Linked DNA regions of Homo sapiens: region 1 is linked to region 2. A link is a loop called in an ENCODE intact Hi-C map of the cell type or tissue named here. Cell type or tissue: ovary. All regions are shown on one strand. Links, peaks and the distances in the headings refer to the core of each region. The heading gives the core; the rest is flanking DNA.

Region 1 (10,005 bases), core at 2,039-7,038, 100 kb after region 2:
TGGCTCACTGCAACCTCTGCCTCCCTGGTTCAAGTTTACGACCAGCCTGGGCAACATAGCAAGATCTCATCTCTACTTTTTTTTTGGTAGAGACAGAGTTTCCCCATGTTGTTGCCCAGGCTGATCTTGAACTTCTGAGCTCAAGTAATCTGCCTGCTACTCAGCTACTCAGGAGGCTGAGGCAGGAGAATCGCTTGAACCTGGGAGGTGGCGGTTGCAGTGAGCTGAGATTGCGCCAATGCACTCCAGCCTGAGTGACAGAGCAGGACTCCGTCTCAAAAAAAAAAAAAAAAAAAAGAGGGGGATTTTTCCTCTCAGAAGTCCCCCCTCTCTCACTAGAGAGAGAGCTGTTTTCCTTTCTCTTTCTTTCTCTTTCTCTTGCCTATTAAACCTCTGCTCCTAAACTCCTCATGTGTGTCCATATCCTAAATTTTCTTGGTGTGAGATGATGAACCCTGGGTACTTACCCAGACAACATAGTTGCTTCATATTGGGGACCTTGTCCAGGATACCAAGGTACATAATTCATTGAAACAGTGAGTAGGGGCCGTGGCCTTGCTCCCGCCGTGCGGGAAAAGAATCCAGGCCCTTCCATGCGCGTGTGGGCGCGGGGGCCCCGAAGTGCTCGTGGTTCCGCGCTAGGTCTCCGCTGGGGCAGGAACCGGAGCCATGGGTGGGACCACCAGCACCCGCCGGGTCACCTTCGAGGCGGACGAGAATGAGAACATTACCGTGGTGAAGGGCATCCGGCTTTCAGAAAATGTGATTGATCGAATGAAGGAATCCTCTCCATCTGGTTCGAAGTCTCAGCGGTATTCTGGTGCTTATGGTGCCTCAGTTTCTGATGAAGAATTGAAAAGAAGAGTAGCTGAGGAGCTGGCATTGGAGCAAGCCAAGAAAGAATCTGAAGATGAGAAACGACTAAAGCAGCCAAAGAGCTGGACCGAGAGAGGGTTGCTGCCAATGAGCAGTTAACCAGAGCCATCCTTCGGGAGAGGATATCTAGCGAGGAGGAACGCGCTAAGGCAAAGCACCTGGCTAGGCAGCTGGAAGAGAAAGACCGAGTGCTAAAGAAGCAGGATGCATTCTACAACGAACAGCTGGCTAGACTGGAGAAGAGGAACTCAGAGTTCTTCAGAGTCACCACTGAACAATATCAGAAAGCTGCTGAAGAGGTGGAAGCAAAGTTCAAGCGGTATGAGTCTCATCCAGTCTGTGCTGATCTGCAGGCCAAAATTCTTCAGTGTTACCGTGAGAACACCCACCAGACCTTCAAATGCTCCACTCTGGCCACCCAGAGTGGCCATGCTTGAGAAGGGAGGATAAAAACTTTCAGAATGAGCAAAACACCATCAACGTTAATTCCAGAGATGGAACATTGTTTTTCCTAGTGAGAAAACAACCCATTTGAAGAGAAGACCACTAATGAGAAGACCACTAAAGAGAGACACCAAGAATGGATTCAGCAGAATCATTTCACATTTTGAACAGCAGCAATTTGAAGGGCCAAAGCCTTGATCAGGGATCAGTCATTAAAGGACACTCTTCAGTATTAGCAAACCCTCTTATGATGATTAAAAGAGAAGGGCAGCCCTCTCCACATTTTGGTACTTTCTACTCAACTTCCACTGACCATAAAATGTTTCTCTTCTGAACAAGCCCCATCATTTGGTGAACCTCCACCCTAACAAAGTAGATGGGGTCGGGGGCTAAATTAATTGGAGTAGGGTGAGGAGAGAGCCACAAAACATAGATCTGGAGGCAGCAGTGCTGGGTGGAGAAAGCCAGAAAACAGATCTGGAGGCAGCAGTGCTGGATGGAATTGTCTAGGCTGTGGCATGTTGGTTTTGTCTCTCTTTCTTTTCTCCTTTGATTATATAAAAGCTATTTCATTGTAACTTATTATGGTGATTATACAGGCAAGAAGACAAAAAGGAGAGAAAATGTACCTCTTCTACTGGAATAATGTTTATGATTACAAGTGAGATAAGGTATTTTTATCAATATGAAGGCAACCTTGGCTGATATAACCTCTATAGTGAATACTCACATCTTTACTTCACTCACTATCAATAATAAATATATTTTCTGACAAAGACTGGCAAAAAAAAAAAAAAAAACAGTGAGTAGAGGAGCAGACTCCAACTCTGTCCTTTCATTTTGGGGCTCTCAGCCTCCAGTTTATTTTATTATATTTTATTTTATTTTACTTTGAGGCAGGATCTTCCTCTCTGACCCAGGCGGGAGTACAGTAGTATAATCTCGGCTCACAGCAACCTCCACCTCCCAGGTTCAAATGATTCTCCTGCCTCAGCCTCCCAAGTAGCTGGGATTACAGGCCTGCACCACCATGCTGAGCTAATTTTGTATTGTTAGTAGAGATGGGGTTTTGTCTTGTTGGCCAGGCTGGTCTTGAACTCCTGACATCAGGTGATCTGCCTGCCTCAGCCTACCAAAATGATGGGATACCAGGTGTCGGCCACACCGTGTCAGGCCTCCATTTTAGAACCAAATCAAATCACTAACAGGCATCCTTCAGCCATTTAAGAATGCGATTAGCATGGCGTGTTCTTAAAGACTTAGATGTGAGGCTTGCTGAGGAGAACACGGAGAATCCCCCAGTACCCACAGATTGCTGGGCATATTAGCCATGTTTGAACCAGCTTCCTTTCACAGAGGACTTAGCTGTCATGTGGGGCTGGAAGAGGTCCTGGAAGTAACTGAGGATTTCTGGCTGAGGCTACCCCCTGGTGTTATCCAAAGGCTTCTGGACTGACCCCAGCCTCCAACCACCCGATGGGGTGTCAGCAACAGGATCTCCAACTTTTCTGTCGTAATCTCCTCCTTTTCTGTCCATGACTGCCATGTCTCCTATCCTTTCTGTCTATGCAGACAGCACCTCCTCAAGCCTGCATATAAAATCCAGTGCATCCGCCACTGGCCAGCCTTTTCCTCTCAGAAGTCCCCTCTCTTTCACTAGAGAAGAGAGCTGTTTTCCTTTCTCTTTCTCTTACCTATTAAACTTCTGCTCCTAAACAAACAGACAAACAAAAACAAACAAACAAAAAAACCCAGGCACGGTGGCTCACACCTGTAATCCCAGCATTCTGGGAGGCGAGGCGGGCGAGCCATTTGAGGTCAGGAGTTCGAGACCAGCCTGGCCAACATGGTGAAACCCCATCTCTACTAAAAATACAAAAAAATTAGCTGAGCATGGTGGTGCATGCCTATAATCTCAGCCCTATTCGGGAGGCTGAGGCAGGAGAATCACTTGAGTCTAGGAGGCAGAGGTTGCAGTGAACCAAGATCATGCCACTGCACTCTAGCCTGGGTGACAGAGTGAGACTCCATCTCAAACAAAAAAAGAAAAATATAAAAATGAGGCCAGGCGCGGTGGCTCACGCCTGTAATCCCAGCACTTTGGGAAACCGAGGTGGGCACATCACCTGAGGTCAGGAGTTCGAGACCAGCGTGGCCAATATGGTGAAACCCCCGTCTCTATTAATAATACAAAAATTAGCTGGGCGTGGTGACATGCGCCCATAGTCCCAACTACTCGGGAGGCTGAGGCAGAAAAATCGCTTGAACCCAGGAGGCGGAGGTTGCAGTGAGCTGAGATCACGTCATTGTACTCCAGTCTGGGCAACAAGAGCAAAACTCCGTCTCAAAAAAAAGGAAAAAGAAAAAGAAAACCAGATCTAGACTAGTCCTACATTCTATGGTCAGGAAGACTGAGACCCAGAAATACATCAGTGACTTGAGTAAGATCACACCATGCAATGGGTGGGAATCTGTAGATGTGATTTGGTGAGCATTACAGGTTAAGTGCACCACACTTAGAAACAGACAGACCTGGGTCTCTGGTACTGGCTTAACCACAAAACTCTACAACTTGGATAACTTCTCTGGACCTCATATCTCTTCTGTAAAAGGAGGCGTTTACTTTGTATTTCTCTGCTGTAAAATCTCTTCTAATCCTTCACGTCCAGAGGTTCTAATTCGGTACTTTGTGTGCCCTCCTCTCACAGTGCCACCTTGTGGCTCACTATGAACCCTGCATCTTCTCTTCCTAAATTAAAATCTTTGTCATAGAGGATAGAAACCCTTGTAATAGCGGACCATTCCCTTACTGTGAGTGATCTGGCTAACAGATCCCACTCCGATCTACTTTCCATGTGTAAGATGTGGGCATCACTTCAGTGCTGACACAGCTAGAAGATGTCGCAGGGCTTTTCCTGACCACCTGTCACACTCTACATTCACAGAACCAGGACTTTGTGACAGTGCTTTGGGTGGAGCTGTATCTTAATTTTCATTTTAAAAGTCTCCTCCTGGCTGGGTGCGGTGGCTCACGCCTGTAATCCCAGCACTTCGGGAGGCCGAGGCGGGAGGATCACCTGAGGTCAGGAGTTCAAGACCAGCCTGGCCAACATGGTGAAACCCCGTCTCTACTAAAAATACAAAAATTAGCTGGGCGTGGTGGCAGGCACCTGTAATCCCAGCTACTTGGGAGGCTAAGGCAGGAAAATTGCTTGAACCTGGGAGGCGGAGGTTGCAGTGAGCTGAGATTGCACCACTGCATCCCAGCCTGGGCGACAAGAGTGAAACTCCGTCTCAAAAATAAAATAAAAGAAAATAAAAGTCTCCTCCTGCCCTGTGTCTGGTCTGTGGCATGACACTCACCTCCTTTGCCAGGCCCCAAGTTTGATTTATTTTTTCTCTTTCTCTGGACACAGCTCAGCTTATGACCAAGAGAGGAAACGGCAGGAGGAAGGCCATGAGCCTGTTAACATCAAGCTGGGGGAAGTGCCAGAAAGATTCCCAAGGTCCCTAACCTCAACAGCTCTGTGACCTTGGACAAGTTATTTAATTTTTCTTTCTTTCTTTCTTTCTTTCTTTTTTTTTTTTTTTTGAGATGGAGTCTCGCTCTGTCACCAGGCTGGAGTGCAGTGGCATGATCTCGGCTCACTGCAACCTCCACCTTCCGGGTTCAAGCAATTCTCCTGCCTCAGCCTCCCAAGTAGCTGGGACTACAGGCGCATGCCGCCACGCCCAGCTAATTTTTTGTATTTTATTAGAGACGGGGTTTCACCGTGTTGCCCACGCTGTTCTCCAACTCCTGAACTCAGGCAATCCGCCCGCCTCGGCCTCCCAAAGTGCTAGGATTACAAGCGTGAGCCACCACACCCGGCAAGTTATTTAATTTTTCTAAGCCTTAGGTTGCATCGTGGAGATAAAATTACTTGTCTCCCAGGTAGTTCTGAGAATTAGAAATACAGCTATGTGGGCCAGGTGTGGTGGCTCAAGCCTGTAATCCCAGAACTTTGGGAGGCTGAGGCAGGCGGATCACGAGGTCAGAAGTTCGAGACCAGCCTGGCTAATAGGGTGAAACCCCGTTTCTACTAAAAATACAAAAATTAGCCAGGCGTGGTGGTGTGTGCCTGTAGTCCCAGCTACTTGGGAGGCTGAGGCAGAAGAATCACTTGAACCTGGGAGGTGGAGGTTGCAGTGAGCCAAGATCACGCCACTGCACTCCAGCCTGGGTGACAGAGTGAGACTCCGTCTCAAAAAAAAAAAAAAGAAAAGAAAAAGAAAAAGAAATACAGCTATGCGTTACTTAACAACAAGGATACATTCTGAGAAATGCGTTATTAGGCGATTTCATCATGTAAACATCATAGAGTGTACTTACACAAACCTAGGTAGTATGGCCTCCTACACACCTAGGCTATATGGCACAGCCTATTGCTTCTAGGCTACAAACCTATACACCATGTTAGCGTACTGAACACCGTAGGCAATTGTAACATGATGGTAAGTATTTGTGTATCTAAACATACCCAATCATAAAAAAGGTACAATAAAAACATGGTGTTCCAATCTTATGGAACTACTGCTGTATATGTGGTCTGTAGTTGAGTAAAACATCATTATGCAGTACCTGACTGTAATATATGTAAAGTAATTAGTGCATAGTAGGTGATAAATAAATGGTAGTTGGTTATAATCACATACACCTTCTATTTACTCACCACTAATCTCTGAACTCTAGGGGATGCGGAAGAGCTAGAGAAGAGAACCTAGCTGGCTTCCACACTGGTTGCAGAGAGCAGGTCACTGGAGGCAGGATATAATGAAATGCAAATGGCAGGTCACAGCCTGTGAGTGCTGCAGGAGCACAGTGCCAGCAGAGAATAATCATTCTCACGTCTCCATAACACATCGCAGTGTTTACATTGTCCTTTAACATCTTTCTTTCTTTTTTTTTTTTTTTTTGAGATGGAGTTTCGCTCTTGTCGCCCAGGCTACAGTGCAATGGCACAGTCTCGGCTCACTGCAACCTCTGCCTCCCAGGTTCAAGCAATTCTCCTGCCTCAGCCTCCTGAGTAGCTGAAATTACAGGCATGTGCCACCACGCCCTACTAATTTTTGTGTTTTTAGTAGAGATAGGGTTTCGCCATGTTGGCCAGGCTGGTCTCGACCTCCTGACCGCAGATGATCCGTTCGCCTTGGCCTCCCAAAGTGATGGGATTCTAGGCATGAGCCACTGCGCCCGGCCAATTGTCCTTTAACATTTATAATTTTACTTATAACAACTGTGAGGTAGATATTAACGTTATCATCTCCATTTTACAATGACATGCCCAAGGTTGTATCACTAAGAAGTGGCAGAGGTGGCTTGAGCTTGGGGCATCCTCACTCAGAGGCTGCCTTCTTTTTACTCCCCAGAGAGTTTTCTAGATAACAAGTCTAGAAAGATAGGTCTTGAAGGGTGAGAGGCATCGGAGAAGCAGAGAAGGCTATTTAAGCAGTGACACTATCAAGAAACGGAAAAGGGTGGAAATTGGACCAGTGACCACCAGCAGTCCTCCAGGTAGGGAGAATGCCCTGATTCTATACCCTAAGATACACTAAGGACCTCTAGCCCAGCCTGGTTGGACAGAAGTCAGGGAGGCTTTCCTGGAGAAAGCAACATCCGAGCTGAGGCCTGAATGATGAGCAGGAGTTGGCCTGAGCTCCCAGGCAAAATAACTATCAGGAGCACATTTGGGGAACTGGAAATAGTTCAAAGAGGCAGGAGCAGAGTATGGCTAAGAATGAGGCTGTGGTCAGATGGGGCAGGGCTTTGTAACCCACATTAAGATCTTGGACTTTATCTCAGGCCACTAAGGACTCAATGCTTTGTTTACCGAGAAAATTTGAGCTTTACACCAATCACTGATTGCAATATGGAGACTGACTGGCAGGGGCCAAACTGGAGGCAGGAGGCTGGTGAGAAAGTTGGTGCAGTAACCCAGTGAAAATAGGAGGGTTGCCTGGTAGGGGGGGTGTAGCAAATATTGGGAGATATGAGCAGATTTAGGAGATAATTAAGAGGCAGAATGGAGGCCAGGCACGGTGGCTCATGCCTGTAACCCCAGCACTTTGGGAGGCAGAGGTGGGAGGACTACTTGAGCCTAGGAGTTCGAGACCAGCCTGGGCAACAGAGTGAGACCCTGTCCCAAAAACTTTTAAAAAGAGGCAGAGTGGACTGGAGTTGGTGATTAATTGAACACTGGAAGTAATGGGGAGTCGGGGAGCAGAGGTGGGAAGAAAGAAGGAGGAGGTGAGGGTATCTTCCAGTTCCTGGCTGGAGCAGCTGGTTGGGTGGCTGTATCAATCCCTGGGCTGGGGAAGATGAGGGAGAAGTCCCTGAAGAGAGGACAAAGGAGCAAGGCTTTGAGGGGTAAGACGAATTTAGCAGCTGATGGAAGCGGGAGTGTCAAATGCTCTTAGTGAAAGCAAGCTGAATTTTCCCTTTGTATTCATTCAACACATATTTGTGACTGGGGGTGGGAGCTCACACCTGTAATCCCAGCACTTTGGGAAGCTGAGGTGGGTGGATCACTTGAGGCCATGAGTTCAAGATCAGCCTGGCCAACATGGTGAAACCTCTGCCCCTACTTAAAATACAAAAATTAGTGAGGCATGGTGGCAAAAGCATGTAATCCCAGCTACTCAGGAGGCTAAAGCAGGAGAATCGCTTGAACCTGGGAGGTGGAGGTTGCAGTGAGCCGAGATCGTGCCACTGCACTGCAACCTGGGTAACAGAGCAATACTCTGTCTCAAAAACAAAAAACAAAAAACAAACAAACAAAAAAACCCACATATTTGTTAGGGGCCTACTATATGTCAGGCACCATCCCAGGCACTGAGAATACAGCAGTGAACAAAACAGACCAGGTCCTGTCCTCCTGGAGTTTACATTCTAGTGGGTGGAGACAGACAATAAGCAAAGAAATGTCTATAAATATGTCAAGGCGTGGTAGGTGCTATGAAGACAAATTAGACTGATTATGAGGCTACACATGGAGGTTGTCATTTGGATAGGGTGATCAGAGAAGGCTTCTCTGATTTTTAGGCAGAGACCTGAATGAAGTGAGGAGGGACACATGCAGATATGGCGACGCACCCTTCTGGGCAAAAAGAAGGGCATGGCTTTGAGGTCAGAGATTCTCTCCATGCTGTGACCACTCCAGTCACGGCAGGGGTCAGAAATAGGCACTGAATACCCTGAAAGGAATAAGGATTTTACTATAAAACCATTTCCTTCTCCCCTGAAAGATGAAATTCCCCCAGAGCACTTTTAAACCCATGCAGTCTTCTGAAGACTTGAATTGGTTTTGCTCTTTGCCAGCTCCATCACATACTAGTTGCGTAAACCTGGACACATCATTACCTTCTCCAAGCCTCAGTTTTCTCATTTATAAAATGGGTATACTAATACAAATTTGCCATAAGGAACAAATGAAGTTATACATACAGTGCCTGGCACAGAACAGATTGTTTAATAATGTTAGCCTTTTGTTAACAACCAGGATGGAGAAAACTGGCTTAATTGGGGTGTGAGAGTCTAATTAATTCTAGCCTTGAACTCTCATTGCTGCTATTGCTGGCAGGAAAAAACTACACAAATACATTTATTCCCCTTCAACTCCTTTTTCTATCCAACTTCCTTTTCCCAGCTTCTGACCTGGGCATATGTGTGGTTTCAAGAAGGCTCGTTGAAGAGAGAATTGACAATTCTCCTGGTGGCACAATATTCTGGTTTAGCCTTGAAGCCCCGTCTTCCCCATCTTCTGCTGCTGAGCCCCCTTCCTCCACCGATGTACTGGACTTATCTCACTGGGGGAGGAGAGAGTGAGCAGAGTGGGTGTGGTGGAAGAAATGACTCAACCTAGAACTTGTGGAATTTTGCATAAGGCTCCACCCTGCAACTCCCTGCCCAAGAGGTCTCTGTGCTGGGTCGGTGGAATGGTGCCAGCCCTTACCAGGTGTGGCATGTTGAGATTCTAAATGTTGAGCCTCACTGGTAGTCTCAGCTACTCAAGAGACCAAGGCAGAAGGATCACTGGAGCACAGGAGTTTGAAGTTGCAGTGAGGTGTGATTGCGCCACTGCACTCCAGCCTGGGCAACAGAGCGAGAATAAAAAATAAATGTTGAGGGTCAGGCGTGGTGGCTCACACCTGTAATCCCAGCACTTTGGGAGGCCGAGGCAGGTGGAGGCCAGGAGTTTGAGACCTGGCCAACACAGTGAAACCCCGTCTCTACTAGCTGGGTGTGGTGGTACGCACCTGTAATCCCAGCTACTCTGGAGGCTGAGGCATGAGAAACATTTGAATCTGGGAGGCGGGGATTACAGTGAGCCGAGATTGCGCCACTGCAGCTTGCGCGACAGAGACTGCTTCTCAAAACAAACAAACAAACAAAAAAATGTTGAGTCTTTAAAGACACCTGAACAAGGCTAGGGCAGGTGTGGGCAGTGGAGGTGATCATCTCTATGCTAGTGACTTAGAGTCGTGCCAGAGCTAGGCCTCTGGAGGCAAAGATGGAAGAGCACGTGGAAGGGAGGGGCAGTGGGTAGGGGGAGGGAAGGATCGAGGGAAGCTGGACTGTGTGACCTTGGCTGAATCACTATGTAATCAGGCCACACCCTTGCTCAATAGCCTTCAATGACTCCCCAT
Region 2 (10,005 bases), core at 2,548-7,547:
CCTGACCTCCTGCCCAGGGCAGAGGGTCCAGCCAGTAGCAGGGGCTGGGGACCAGGGCTGGAGGGTCTAGCTGGGCCGGCACTGCACCTGGCCCTCAGAGCTGTCCTCATCATCAGAGGCCCCGGCACCCCCACTGCTCAGGCCCGTGATCCGGTAGCCCATGTTGAGCAGCATCACCTCCAACGGGTCTGCATTCATGCGCCGCTGGTTGGCCTGTGAAGCACCCTCCATATCTTCCACGACTCGGCCTGTGAGGTCTTCACTCTGTGGTGGAGAAAGGGGTGACACACGTGGGGCTCAGGGAGGGAGAGGCACCAGGGTACACGTATAGGGGAGGGGGAGGGAAATACACAGACTAAACTATCTATAGGGGGAGGTACACATACATGCCAGGAGGTGTATATGGTGGAGGGGAACACACAACCTTGGCTACATATTGTTGGGGGTGCTCACGCTGGAATATATATGGGAGATACGCCACCTCAGGATATACAGGCAGGTCATAACATGCTGGGATATACGTGGGGGACAGTACACACCAGGATATGTTGGACACACATACTGGGATACCTGGGACAAGGGGCAGATACAACTTCCCCACCCCATTCTGTTTTGTTGCCACAACTCTTGCTTCATCTTTCTTTCTCCTCTCCTCTCAATGGGGAAGCCTATAGGGGTCCTCTCTTTAAAAGTCACAGCAAATTATCTTGGGAATCAGACATACCACTTGACTTTTGTTTTGCCAGCTGGGAAGAGGGAAGCAGTAGGGCAGAGGGGAAGGGGAGGCACCAAGCCAGCTTCCCTGGCTACCCACCCTGGGAGTGGAGGGGACTCCACTGTCCTAAGTGTCCTTGTGGGCTGGACACTTCACAGGCATCTCTTCTTTACTTCTCACCACAACCTTTCAAGGTGGTGCTGTCATTCCCATTCCCAATGTACAGATGATTAAAAGCCTGGGTCAGAGATGGTGAAGTCTCTCAGGCAGCGAGTGAGGAGACTGGATTCAAACTTAGGCCTACCAGATGCCAAAGCCTGCATAGTTCCCTTGTGACCAGGGCCTCTGCACAGCTTCTGGAGAATTGCTGCTGCATTTGGAGCTTCTGGAATCTGAGAACACAGCCTTGGGCCCCGGGGTAAGGCTTACTTAGCAGCTTCTAGCCTCTGGGTGGCTCATTTCTCTTCCCTGCGCTAGCAGGCTCCACTGGAGCCTTCCACAGAGTCCCTGCCCTCCTCTCTGCTTGGCTCTGCACCCTCACCTCTGGTCGGGGGTTCCAGAGCCGCACAACAGGATCGATGCCACTGGTGGCCAGGAAGCAGTAGCTGGGGTGTGGCTGCAGGCAGTTGACAATGGACTCATCCCCTTGGAGCACACGGACCAGGTTGGTGGTCTCCTTTTCCCAGATGAAGAAGGAGCCATCGTCAGAGCCACTGACGATATACTGAGCGTTGCTGGCGGGGGGGCAAAGGGCAGGGAGGTCAGGTGGGGTACTGCCCTACAGCCTCAAGTAGAGGCTGCATGGCCTAGGTAAAGGGGGAGCAAGGAAGTCTGCAGCCACTCAGTCCCCCACACGCTGGGGTGTGCACTTGACCCAGAATTCCTCCAGGTATATAGCCCTGGTCACTGTTCTCTTAAACCTAGGGCCAGCGACTACCTGGATTTCTCCAAGACAGTCTCCCCTATAGTTCATTATTACCTCCTTGGGCCAGGATCATCTTACATCATCTCTCGGGTCTCCAAAATACCCTGTTTTAAGCCTCCCCTGAGCAGTTCCAGGCTTCTGGCATCCAGACTCCCCCTGCCCCTCACACACCACTGACATTTAGAGGGCATCTTGATGGATTCTTTTTTTTTCTTAGAGACAGGGTCTCATTCTGTCACCCAAGCTGGAGTACAGTGGCATGATCATGGCTCACTGTGGCCTTAACTGGTCCTCCAATGTCAACCTCCTGAATAGCTGGGACTACAGGTGCACGTCACCACACCCAGATAATTTAAAACATTTTTTGTAGAGATGGGGGTCTATGCTGTCCAGGCTGGTCTCAAACTCCTGGGCTCAAGCGATCCTCCTGCTTCAGCCTCCCCAAGTGCTGGGATTACGGGCATGAGCCACTGTGCCTGGCCTATGGAGAGATTCTTGATTCATGTTCATGTGTCTCACCTACCCAAAGAAAGTACATCTACAAATGAGGGGTGGGGATGATGGTGTCTGAAACACAGAGTTTGTCCCTTAGTACACAGGGCACAGTTTTGAGCACAAAACAGATGTGCCAAGATTCCCAGCCTTGGAGGGCTGCTGCCTCATACTCTCAAGCAGAGGGAGGTTCCTTGAATGCAGATAAAGAAACCAAGCTCTGGCACATGCAGACAGAGGGAGAAGGAGGTGGGGGATGAAGGAGTAGTTCAGGCACTGCGCTGGAGGCTCTACTTGGGTTATCTTATTAGTCCTTGTTATGGCCTCATAAATGGGCATGGCAGGTTGGTCATTTCATAGATTAAAAAACTTTAGAGGCTGACAAAGGTGAAGCCATTTGCCCAAGGGTACAGAGGCAGAGCAGGGATTTGAGATTCTTCTCTGAAACCATTATGCCCCAACACTCCCCACTCAACCTCCCGCTGCCAACTGGGCTGCACCCTCCTCTTCAGGGCCTCGGACCTGCCAAAGAAATTGGCCTCTTTGATATCCGTGGTGGTGTTGCAGTGGCCGCAGTAGCGGAACTGATAGTCGTAGCTTCGCTCCCGCAGCACCATTTCATCCTCTGAGATGGAGTCCTTGCGGCTCGTGCTGCGGAGGCGGACTGGGGCGCCGCCACCAGGTCCCTTCTTCTCCTCTGGGGGCAGAGATCCAGAAAAGGTAAGCGCCTTGTTCCTTTCTCTCCTTCCCTATTTTCCCCCACCTATGGCTCTGTTTTCAGTCCAAAGTCTGACAACATAGAGCTACCTGCCTCCACCCTTATCCTGGAAAACTGGGGAAAGGTTGTGAGGAAGATGCATCTTTGGATCTAGCCCCTGAGGATGTTCAAGAGGAGACCTTTGATGCCAGGAGGGCCCTGGTTCAGGTCCCTAAATGAGGGCCTGAAAGCCCCAAAGATGCAGAGACTCAAAGTCTGTTTCTGTGGAGGTAAGAGGCAGGGGAGGGTAGAGTGAGGCACTAGCAAAGAGAGAATGGATGACTTTTTTTTTTTTTTTTGAGATGGTCACGCAGGCTGGAGTGCAGTGGCGTGATCTCGGCTCACTGCAACCTCCACCTCCAAGGTTCAAGCGATTCTCCTGCCTCAGCCTCCTGAGTAACTGGGACTACCAGGCACGTGCCACCACGCCCAGCTAATTTTTGTATTTTTAGTAGAGACGGGGTTTCGCCACATTGGCCAGGCTGGTCTCAAACTCCTGACCTCAGGTGATCCACCTGCCTTGGCCTCCCAAAGTGCTGGGATTACAGGCATGAGCCACCGAGCCCAGCCTGGGTGACTTTTATAAACAGATTCATGGCACTTAGGGCAGTAAGGACCATGCCCTTACCCTCTGGAAGACAAGTTATTAGGGTCCCAAATGAGAGTCACTGATCAGTTAAGTGACAGGTAAAGTCACACAAGTTTTCTCAGTTCCTTAAAAGTGACTCACTCATACCTGCTTCAGGGCCTTGGAGCATGCTGGTTCATATGCCAGGAGCTCTGCATCTCCCACAGCTACATTTTGTTGTTGTTGTTGTTTGAGACAGGATTTTGCTCTGTCACCCAGGCTGGAGTGCAGTGGTGTGATCATGGCTCACTGTAGCCTTGACCTCCTGGGCTCAAGTGATCCTCCTGCCTCAGCTGCCCGAGGAGCTGGGACTACAGGTGTGTGCCACCACCCCTGGCTAATTTTTTTTAATTTTTCTTTTGTTGAGATGGGATCTTGCTATGTTGTCCTAGCTGATATTGAACTCCTGGGCTCAAGCTATTTTCCCACATCAGCCTCCCAAAGTGCTGGGATTATAAGCGTGAGCCACCGCGCTAGGCCACACAGCTATATTTTGTATCTAGTTAATGCTTCCTTTGGATCCTTTAGATCTTAGTTTAAATGTTTCTTCCTGAAGAACCCCAGAATGCCATCAAGCCCACCCCCTCCCAGCATGCACACCATTCAGGTCCCCATGGCACTTGTCATACTTTTTTGTTTCTCCTTTATCACTTGGTTCCTTCACTAGACTGTAAATGCCATAAACACAGAAATTCCACGTGACTTAGTCACAGCTCTATTCCCAGGACCCAGCACAGTGCCTGGCACATGGCAGGTGTCTGATAACTATTCATTAAACAAATTAATTTATCACGTGGTTGGTAAACTGCAAAGGAGAGAGGTGAAGATCCATGTCTGCCTCCTATGAGCTCACCGTTCACGTTTACAGACCACACTCCGATGGCCCAGTTCATTCTCCAGCACACTGAGGGGAGCTGGGCAGGGCTTCGTGCTCTTTGTGCAGGTAGGTAGAGAGGCTGTGCTTTCTTCAAGGCCACACAGTCAGGTGGTGGAGCTGCATTTGGAACCGAGGCCCCACATTCCAAGCCTGAGGCATTTCTACTGCTCTGCGCTATTGTCTCTGCTGCACTTGTACACTCGGAACAAACACAATGACCAGCTTCTGCCTCTCAGATGCCCAAGTGGAACCACCAGGGCCCTGTCTAAGCAGGTGTGAATGCCTAGCGGGAGCCTGACTGAGCTCAGCTTCCTCCTATCCTGGGCACCAGGCACTCCCCCAGGTGCTTTAAACATGCCATTTAAACATGCTGATCCTCAATAGAAACGCTCAGTGGGAGGTGCTGGCATGCCTCCTTTTCAGACCAGGAAACACTCTGAGAGAGACACCAAGTAACTGCCCCAAAGTTGCATGGTTTCTGAATCAACATCTGAACCCAGGCCTCTCCAATCCCAGAACCATGACCTCTCCAGAATGTCATGCAGCATCTCAAAGAGAAAGAGTAACAGCACCCCCTCCTCAGTGCCCACTCACCACCATCATTTTTAGAGAAGAGGGCAGCTGTGATGTCGCGGCCCAATGCATCACAAGCGCTGCTGTGGGCCTGCTCCGGAAATTTCCCTTTGAAGTCGTCCAGGCACTCCAGGGCTTCAGCCACATACTTGAGCTCAAAGAGGCAGCGGGCCAGGCGAAAGTGTGCCTTCAGGTGGCATGGGTTTAGGGAGATGGCCTTGAGGCAGTCCCTCAGGGCATCATAGTGGTCACCATCCCTGGGAAGGCAGGGAAGAGCGGCTTGGAGGTGGAGCCACGTGGCAAGCAAGGGGTCCCCATTCAGTCTCCTCTGCTTCCTGTGGCCACCCCAGCCCACCACTGACAGATCTCATGGCAAGGGGACTTGAGGACGAAGAGAATCCTGGCTCAGCCCAGGCCTCCCCCATCAGGAGACAGAGTATGGTTAAGGAGCAAGCCAGGAAACCCTGAGGTCTTGAGGGTGGCAAAAGCTGGTGTCAGGCTGCCCTCTGCTGGGCACAGAGTGCAACTGCACACTGGCTCACCCCAGGCACCCGCAGCTCTGCAGCAGAAGGCCTGGCATCTTGCCCACCACAGGCTCCCCAAGCCCTCCTTCTCTCTTCCCCCATCCACCTTCTCAAATCACCCCCGGCTGGCCTTCAAAGCCACATCCAAGGCAGGGGGCCCTCAAGGACAGTTCTGTGGTCTGGGGAAGCCAGAAGTGTCAGGCTGGGGACGCAGGGTCTGACCAGCAGGCAGCAAGCCCTCAGCCAGACCCCCCCCTGTCCTGGCTGACTGATCCACAGCAGCTGTGGCCTCTACCTCCTGGGGCTGGAGGATGGGGCCTGACAGTCTGGCAGAGTCAGCTCTCTGGAAGCTGATGGTAAGGGGGGTTGTGCACACCAGGAGCTCCAAATCGTCCCCACTCACTTCTCCAACCTCCTGAAGCATGGATGAAGGGAAGTGGGAGTGCTTTTGATGGGGAAGCGGGGAAAGAGGAAGTGAAAGGAGGTCAGAGAAGCCCCTCCTTTTCCCACCCTGTGCCAGAATATAGGAAGCATACTCCCCCAGCACCCACAGACCTGTCCTTGCCTCTTGTCTGGAGAGCCAGACAGGCCACAGGAACTGCTTCTTCAGAAGCCATTTTTTTTTTTCAGCTGGGCTGGAGTAGGCCTAGGACCCAACTGTGCCAAGCAGCAGTAAGAGGCACCCCTTAGAGTTAATGGCCCCTTCTCCAAGGGCACAGCTCACAACAATCCGGCATGGCTAAGGCAGGCCTGACATGGGAAGGTTCTTCCTGAGCCTCCTTCTGCAGCACTCAGAGGGAGCACCCAGTCCTCGGAACAGCCACGCTCAGACCAGGAACCAGCAGCTCAGCCCATGTGGGGGCAGGCAGGAAACAGAGCTGCTTCAATGGCGTGGCCTGCGTCAGGATGAGTGGCTCTGACGAAGGAGCAGGCACTGTTTGGAAACCCAATTACTGCCTGCAAGGTGCCCCTCTGAGCTCCTGGGGAGAGCCAGACCAGAGACCAGCCAGGAGCCAGAGGGTGACAGCTCCCACTGCATCCAGGAGCAGATGGCAGCCCTGGGGAGACTGGCCCAGGACAGAATGTGACATTCTAGGGGTCACTGGCAGGCATGTGGGGATGGGGGTAGAGAGCAGGCTGGCCCCAGGGCTCACCCTTCCTAGACTCACTGCCAGATCAATCTCCCTGAAAGGACAGCCCTCGGCACATCCCTCTCCTGCTCAGAACTCTCCAGTAGCTGCCCATCATGCACTGAATCGAGGCCAACGTCACCGCTCTGCATTCCAAGCTCTCCCTAGGCCGGCCCCAGGCTACCTCACAGACTCATCTCCTGCCAGTCCCTTTCCGAACCCTCTGCTCCAGCCAAATGGATTTGCTGTTCTGCAAACAAGCTCTTCAGTCAGTCCCCCACCCCCATGCCTTTGTTCACACCATTTCATCTCCCTGGAATGTCCTTCCCCCACAGGCCCCTCCTCTCCTTCATCTCCTGTCTAAGCCTGCCTACACTTAAAGCCCATTCAGACGCCATGTCTTTCTGATGCTTCCCTGCTCCCCAGCTAAAGCGACCCAACTTTTCTTGATGCCCACAGCCCTTTACCTGACCATTCACAAGACTCACTGCTTCCTATCTCTTTAATGCTGAACTATGTCCACCACTTTACCCACTGTCTGGAGAGGCTCCTCTGGAGCACAGGAACTCAGAGTGATAGAACTTTGTGTTCCTAGTACCTAGCACATAGTAGGAGCTCAGAGAACATGCTGAGGGCACATATGGATTAGGAAATCACCAACCTCTCTTAGCAAGAATGCAGGAGTGAAGCTGAGCTCTTAGCCTACAGCCTGGATGAGGACCACTGAGTTCTACCCAACTGTTTGTTGGACAGAGAGGTGAATCAACTCACGATTCATCCAAAACAGTCATCTCCTGGGTTTGGCTACCACCTGAGCCCTTGGCCAACTCCTGATGCCTTAGCTAAGGCCGGGGGACAGCATCTTCCCCACCCCCACCTAGCATTACCATCCTGCTGACTTGGGTGGGTTTCTTAAGTTTCCCTCTCTGGCCTGCCGAGTTGCAGCCAGACGATGGCACACCAGCTGGCCTGTCTGTCTGGGCAGAGCCGACGGATGCCAGACGGAGCAGAAATGGCTGTGGGCCCAGCTCTATCCATCTCTAGTCCTGGCCCTGGCTGGGGGATGGGGGGGCGGGGTCTGCATGTCTGCTTGCCTGCTGGTGCTGCAGGCAGTAGGGCTGGGGGCCCTGATGGTCTCCAAAGATGAGGAGTTCTTTCAGATATGGTCTACTTCTTTATTACCAGCCACCATACCCTAGCGTGACCCATAGCCAGCTTTGGATCTCTGGGATATGGTTTGTACTCAGTCCAAAGGGTCTAAGAACACAGAAAGCAAGCCTTAGAGGGGCAAGGGACTGCAGAATATTTTAGACACATACCAACTGAATTCACCAAACCCCTCATTTCCACTTAGCAAGATTCCACTGCTCTTCAAAGTCCAATTCTCCAACAGTTGGGACTAACAGTCCTCAACTCATACTTCCCCAGGGGCCACAGCACTTTATAATAATATGCCATGTAGAAACTAGTTTTGAACATGTTCCACGTAACTGTGAGCTTCCTTAGTGCTTGAGACTTCCTGATTAATGGGTCAGGTGCCTGCCCACCATTAGCCTGGAGGTGGGGAGGAGAGGCCAAGAAGCCCTAAGAGGCAGCAATATGTTCTTGCCACTTTCCCTGGATGCCTTGGCAACTTGGCTCCATCAGGCCCCTGCCTTTTGGTCCAGCTGCTTTCTCCCTCATCCTGACCCAGATCCCCTCTGCAGTGGCCACTCACCACTTGCGCTTCATGTAGGCTGCTGCTCGGTTTCCATAAAGCATGGCATTGTGAGGGGCCCTCTGCACAGCCTTGCTGTAAAGCTGAATGGCTTGGGTCCACTGCTGGCAGGCAAAAGCCTCATTGGCTTGCTGTTTCACACGCTCCAGGTATGGTGGTAGCTCTACTTGGGGGCTGCAGGGGAAATAGAGCCAAGTCAGAACAGTCAAAGAAGGTCAGAGCAGCCCCTCAGGGAGTCTGTAACATGGCCTGAGGGCCACCCAGATTTTCTTGGCCCCTGGGATCTGACTGCTATCTGGAAGAGGGGACCACTACCCTGGTCTGGGATATTACCTATTACTGTGATAGGGAATACCATTTGGAATTTCATTCCAAATACCATTCCAAATACTCTCAGCCAGTGAAAAGAAGGGCAGAAATGAAGCTGTACTTCAACTCCTGGGCATGGTAGTAGCTGATACCACCTGCCTCCATGCTGAGCTGAACCTTATGACCACCCGAGTCCCTCCTGTGGATCGCTGTCTAGAGAACTCTATTTCTCTCAAGGCTAGGGAATTTGAGCGCCTCTGTATCCAAAGCCCAGCACAGAGGCTGGCAGAGAAAAGAGGCAAGGATATGCTATAGGATGGGGAATAATATAATGCGGAGGCCCATTTGTATGCAGCCCCTTTTTGGAGACAGCTCAGTGCTAAGAGGCAGCTAGCTCCTGAGTCCTGACCCCAGTTACTGGTACCAACAGGCTAGAGCTACAGTCTGACCATGACTAGTGTTCTGCCAGGCAGAGGGGCACTGGAAACACTAGGCACCCTCCAAGAAGGCTCTTTGCCTTGGTCCTCACTCTCTGGGATGCATGAGTGGGTGTGGGTCAGGAGGAAGATTTACAGGTTATGTCCCTCCCTCCAGTCCATATAGTGTAACTGGGGCTTGGAGGGCTGGACAAGCCAGCTGGCCTCACCTGACATGTCCCCTACTCTCCGGCAGCCGGAAGCCATTGCTATGAAGGTGCAGGCCATTGGACACACCGTTGGACACACCGTTGGTGGACATCTTGCCATTCTGGACTTCTGGCAGGAGATAGTGAGAAAGTGACAGCAACAACTCAGGAAGAGGACCCATTTCTTCCTGGCAGCCCTCTAGCTTCCATCACGGGGTCTGATGGTTCCATCGTGGGACTGTTCTCCCAGAGTAAGATCCATTCCCAGAAAGCAAGTTCTGACATAAAGAAAAGCCCGTGCGCCCTCTGCTGGCTGGCGAGGGACACAACTTCACCGTGGCATTACTCAGCTGGGGCTGGGGCTGGGGCTAGGGCTGGGGCTGGGGCTAGGGTTGGGGCTGGGGCTAGGGCTGGGGCTGGGGGTGGGAATGGAGTGAGGAGGTGCCTAAATCAACTGTAGGCCCCAGGAAGAAATCAATGAGAAGACTGGGCCAGGATACAAAGGAGAGGGGAACTATTTCAGGTTCTCAAGAGCCAAGCCATGGAAGGAACCTGTCTTTTCAGAGGGAAGCAAAAAGGGCAGTGATGCAAAGCTCTTGAAGAGATCTCTGCTCTATTGTCATCCTCTTTCTTACTGCATAGGTGGGGTTATTTCAGAGATCTGCTATTTTTGGAGGATCACGGTCCAGAGTAAAGGGCAGGCTTCTCAGCAGGTGTAGCATGCACTTAAGCT

Evidence for each region. Hi-C counts contacts between places; a loop is a spot of excess contacts. Peaks named below come from ENCODE experiments on the same cell type or tissue, not always from the same donor. Only the 100,000 strongest peaks of a DNase experiment are listed, where the experiment ranks them.
Region 1: it touches region 2 in a loop (2.2-fold over the local background); 78 of 110 quality-filtered maps call a loop at or near these places.

What each region holds. Positions count from the first base shown.
Region 1 is chr1:27,192,138-27,202,142 of GRCh38, reverse strand. It overlaps the pseudogene CHCHD3P3. Among named protein-coding and RNA genes, the nearest start is that of WDTC1-DT, 37 kb to the left of the region's middle. RefSeq lists an enhancer at 8,699-9,898. In ovary, for the core only: a CTCF peak has its summit at 4,031 (motif pointing left); no DNase peak of the experiment used is centred there.
Region 2 is chr1:27,296,445-27,306,449 of GRCh38, reverse strand. WDTC1 (WD and tetratricopeptide repeats 1) reads right to left here. Exons shown (of 16, transcript NM_001276252.2): 11 at 9,294-9,402; 12 at 8,339-8,512; 13 at 4,989-5,224; 14 at 2,655-2,829; 15 at 1,257-1,449; 16 at 1-264. The coding sequence ends at 67. Among named protein-coding and RNA genes, the nearest start is that of TMEM222, 21 kb to the left of the region's middle. RefSeq lists enhancers at 4,561-5,074, 5,075-5,587, 5,733-5,792, 6,615-7,128. In ovary, for the core only: a CTCF peak has its summit at 5,495 (motif pointing left); DNase peaks (open chromatin) are centred at 5,177, 5,509, 6,385, 6,839 and 1 weaker place; H3K27ac peaks cover 2,386 bases.